Linked DNA regions of Homo sapiens: region 1 is linked to region 2. The links are chromatin loops, found by intact Hi-C in ENCODE. Cell type or tissue: A673. All regions are shown on one strand.

Region 1 (2,500 bases), 420 kb after region 2:
CTGCCCTGATGCCAGTCAGGTTGCTCATTACCTCACACTTGTCCCAGTACCTTCTCTGACCTCCCTGCCTGTGTCTCTTTCCCCACCCCTCTCTATTTCTCATAACCATGCACAACTGTCTGCTGATGTTCCTCAAAGCCTAGCTTTTACCTTGAATGCAAACCTAGGGTACAAAGGCCTGGATTCAAATCCTGATTTACCATTCTGTCACTGAAGAGACTCAGCCATTGTGGTTAAACACAAAAACAGGTGAGGTGAGACCACAGATGTTTAAAAGCTCAGCTCGCATCACTGAACGGGACAGAGGCATCAACCTACAGCATTGGGCCAAAGTAGCAACCTCAATAAGTCAAAATCAGTACTGAGAGACATGTGAGTTATGAAACCCAGCAGTCTTATCTTTGTTGTGAGCACAGTCGGGAGTGGGGAGAAAGACGGCCACATGGAGGGGGTGGGCGGGATGGTGGGGAGAAAGGGAATCCCCACATCCGCTGCCTATTGCACTTCTCAATGAAAACGTCACCCCTCCCTAGAAGTAGAAGCAGAAATGAAACTTTAGCCAGAGCTAAGGGTTATAGCAGGGCAGGAAGACCTGAATTAGGAGAAAACTCTGTCTATGAATATGACATAGACAGAATATGAAAGAGTCCCCTCTTTACAACTCCAAGGCACTGAGTAGAGACAGCGAGGGAGCTTAGCTCAGAGGAGCCAGGATCAGGCAGCCTGCATTCAGGTGCACACCTACCACCCCAGAAAAGCAGGACCTCTGTCCTCAGTGTGCCATTCTAATTACTCCACACTATGTACCTTTAAAACAAAGGGAGCATGGAGTTTACTGTGTCCTGAGGTAGGAAGCTAAGTTTACAGATGAATCTGTGATGAAGGAGTATCAGTTGCTACATTCTAGGAATGGACCAGATTACTAAAGATTTAAACAGTTTAGGGAAATGGGCAGAAATGAGGCTAATGAAATTCACTCTCACAAAGCTGGAAGGTCATGCATCAAAGTAGTATCCATGAGACATTTAAATGGAGCCCTAATAGGTAGAATTGCAGAAAATAATGAGGAAAGAGCCCTAGGGCTAGATAATAATATCATCAACAGTCTAGTTGCAAACAGGGGATTTCCTTGTAGAGCAAAGTAATAGTTCCTCTCTGTAAATGGTTTCTCACATCTCATTTAGAATCCTGGGTGCAATCCTGGGCTTGTAGCTACCCAGAAACTGAGAATTGTGTTAAAAAGGGAACAAAAGAGAAAAAAGGAAAGGTTGGTCTGGGACTCAGGAACATGCTATATAATATTTTTTAAAGGCATTTTTTTAACCTCTTCTCGAGCTGAGTACAAAAAAAAAATCATTCCTTAAACTGTGGTTCAGCGGTCATGAGTATCAAATAAGGGTCCCCGCAATTATTTTATCTATCTATGTATTAATTTATTTACAGATGGGATCATGCTCTGTTGCCCAGGCTAGAGTGCAGTGGTGTGATCATATGTCACTGCAGCTTCCACTTCCTGGCCTCAAGCGATCCTTCTGCCTCAGCCTCCCAAAGTCTTGGGGATTACAGGCTTGAGCTACTGTGCCTGGCCCACACAATTCTTTTTATGTCTTTGGCCTCACCCTTTTGCTGACTTGGCACTTTTCACGGGCATATACTTTTGAGGTAAGACTTCAAATTATAGGGAGAGAGTGGGGGGTTTTAAGCTGAGAGAAAGGAAGTGGAATAATTTTGAAGTTAGCATTAATTTCAGTACATCAGGTACATATAAAATCAGGTTATTGTAGAACCATCAGTTCAGGATAAGTTCCAACTTCATGAAATCAGAAACGCTTCAAACCACAGCCCTTTGCCAGCAGAGATCAACAAAAGACCAGATCAAAGGCCAGAAAGGCCATGGAGTTTGTGGCCAGAGAGACATCAGGAGATGTGGGGATTCCAGCCCTTTTCATCCAGTTAGAATGCAATTCTCTTATGATATTTAATACATTTTGAATCCACATCCTAAGACCCTGCTATCTCTTTCCTGTATGCAATGAGAGAAAGGGAGAGAGAGAGACCCCTTAGACCTGTGCCATCCAATATTGTGGCTATCAGGCACTTAAAATGTGGCTGGTCTTGTAAATGCTGTGAAGTGTAAAAATTTAACTGAATGCCTGAAAGAATGTAAAATATCTGAATTTTTTTTTTCCCGAGACAGTCTTGCTCTGTTGCCCAGGCTGGAGTGCAATGGTGCTATCTCGGCTCACTGCAACCTCCGCCTCCTGGGTTCAAGCAATCTCGTGCCTCAGCCTCCTGAGTAGCTGGGATTACAGATGCACACCATCACCCCCGGCTAATTTTTGTATTTTTAGTAGAGACAGGTTTCACCATGTTGACCAGGCTGGTCTCGAACTCCTGACCTCGTGATCCACCCGCCTCGGCCTCCCAAAGTGCTAGGACTACAGGCATGAGCCACCGTGCCCGGCCATGAACATTTTTTTAATGTTGATTATGTATTGAA
Region 2 (2,500 bases):
TCACTTGAACCCGGGAAGCAGAGGTTACAGTGAGCTCAGATTGTGCCACTGCACTCCAGCCTGGGCAACAGAGTGAGACTCTGTCTCAAAAAAAGAAAAAGTGGTTCTGGTCTCCTCTCCTGGGCTGGAGAGATAACTGAGTCCCTTCGTCATCCCCAGGCAGGGCTGCGGACCATTGAGGAAGAGGCAGCCCCCGAGATCTGTCGCACGGTCTCAGGAGACCTGGCTGCTGAGGAGGAGCTGGAGAGAGCCATGGTGGAGGCTGCGATGGAGGAGGGAATATTCCGGGTGAGGGAGAGCCAGGAGCACCCCTAGTGGTCTAGACACCATGAGTGGCAGTGTCTCACAGAGAGGAGGGCTGGGAGCCCAGCCACACGAGAGGGGGACATGGGAGCTGAAGATACCCCACTCCGTCTCTCCACTTCACCACCCACCTCTCCTGGGACTCAGAATCAATGACCTGATCTACTAGAGGTGTCAAATGCAACACACTCTTTCCCACATTTCCCTACCAAATCTCACCCCTTCCCTTTCCTCCCCACAAACCCTAGGCAACGACCCATCTCCCAGAGGCCCTCCAGGATCAAATGCCCTGCCTGCCTCCACTGAGGCCAGTCCTCCATCCTTAGCTCTGTCTCATGTTTCTTATAACACTTTATTGCTGGAAGGTCTTTAATGACACCTAGTTAGGTCTTTTTGGGTTATTCATGAGGAAATAGTGGCCCACAGAGATCATGTGAGATGTCCAATATCACCTAGTAAATCAGTTTCAGAGCGGGGACTAGAACCCAGTGCTGCAGACTCCCGATTCAGCCCTCTCTCCCCTACACCACACTTCTCTTCTGTGTGCCTGTGTCCCCTATATACCTCCTTAGGTGTGTGCTGTCTACCCCATCAAACAAAGAACTTTCTAAGGGTGGGAATTTTCTTCTTTTGATCTCACCACTCAGTCCATCCTCCTTTGGCCTTATAAGATTTGTCTCCCAATACTATTGCTTGTTCCCAATACCACTGTCCCAGAGTGACAGCCCCCCATGCCCTCCCTGCCCTCACCCCCAGTCACTGCTCTTCTCCTTGCCCCTAGAGGACTGGAGGCCTGTTTGGCCAGGTGGACAACTTCCTGGAAAGGACCAACTCCCTGCCCCCCGTCATGGCCAATCAGAGACCCCTCCAGTTTGCTGAGATAGAGATGGAAGAGATGGAGTCACCTGTCTTCTTGGAGGACTTCCCACAAGATCCACGCACCAACCCCCTGGCTCGTGCCAATACCAACAATGCCAACGCCAATGTCGCCTATGGCAACAGCAACCATAGCAACAGCCATGTGTTTTCCAGGTAGTGGCGGCCACTGCCATCCCTGGGTGTAGAGGTACTGGGAGGACAATGTCAGCAGGTTCCAGGTTGGATTGGAAGAGGGTACCCCAAATTTGTAGGGTGTCTTTTGCTTGCCTTTGTGCCCCAATCCATCCTGAACCTTAATGTAAGAGGCCGACCTCGATGGCAGAGGCTTCTTTGGCCAGCAGGGGGAAGCCTCACATCATGTCAGTATTGGCCCCAGTGTTGAGAGGTTCTTTTATTCCGTCGGCTTCAGCAAGTCTAGGAGCTGAGACGTATTGAACACATGATAGGTTAGGAGAGGATCTTCGGTGGTAGCACATACCACAAAAGACTGTGGACAATAAGATTCCATCACTGGATTTAGGTTCCAAGGAGATCCCGCTGTGCTGGGTGGTTCCCATCTCACCAACCTTGGGCTGTAGACTAAATATAATCTGTGATTACGTAAGTGTCATAAAAAACAGCAGGATGAGGGGGAGAACTTCTCAGCAATCATAACTTAGGGGCTAGGCTCAGGCAAAGCTTCTGTTCTAGACAGGAGGTCAGCTGATTGGAGGCCTCTTCGGCCTGGAAAGGCTTAGCCCCAGGCCTCAGGAATAAGCAGAACAAGGCAGCAGCCAGCCCCTTTTCATGGCCAGGGCTGCCTGCACCCCTTCCAGTCACAGAGACCCCTTAAATTCAGCCCACAAGCCTTGAAGGGTGCATGTACCTTTTTGGGTCACCATGGTGCAAGGTAACGTGGAAATACAGAAGCATCAGCCCTGGGCCCTGCCCTGAAGGGGGTTGTCGTCTTGTTGGGTGATATGTTATGTGATATGATTGGGACCAAATAATCACAGAGGCCAGGAGTGGTGGCTCATGCCTGTAATCCCAGCACTTTGGGAGGCCTAGGCAGGTGGATCACTTGAGGTCAGGAGTTCGAGACCTGCCTGGCCAACATGGAGAAACCGTGTCTCTACTAAAAACACACAAAAAATTAGTCAGGTGTGGTGGCGCATGCCTGAAATCTCAGCTACTCGGGAGGCTGAGGCAGAAGAATCTCTTGAACTCAAGAAGTGGAGGTTGCAGTGAGCTGATTGTGCCACTGCACTCCAGCCTGGGTGAGAGAACAAGACTCCGTCTCAAAAAAACAAAACAAAACAAAACAAATAAACAAAAAACA

What was found. Hi-C counts contacts between places; a loop is a spot of excess contacts. Peaks named below come from ENCODE experiments on the same cell type or tissue, not always from the same donor. Only the 100,000 strongest peaks of a DNase experiment are listed, where the experiment ranks them.
Region 1: a loop joins it to region 2, with 5 times the contacts of the local background. A loop is called at or near these places in 35 of 110 quality-filtered maps.

What each region holds. Positions count from the first base shown.
Region 1 is chr1:200,626,404-200,628,903 of GRCh38, reverse strand. No RefSeq gene overlaps it. Among named protein-coding and RNA genes, the nearest start is that of KIF14, 6.9 kb to the right of the region's middle. In A673, no CTCF peak of the experiment used is centred here; no DNase peak of the experiment used is centred here.
Region 2 is chr1:201,042,116-201,044,615 of GRCh38, reverse strand. CACNA1S (calcium voltage-gated channel subunit alpha1 S) reads left to right here. Exons shown (of 44, transcript NM_000069.3): 39 at 160-288; 40 at 1,085-1,335. Among named protein-coding and RNA genes, the nearest start is that of KIF21B, 20 kb to the right of the region's middle. In A673, a CTCF peak has its summit at 1,517 (motif pointing right); a DNase peak (open chromatin) is centred at 1,545.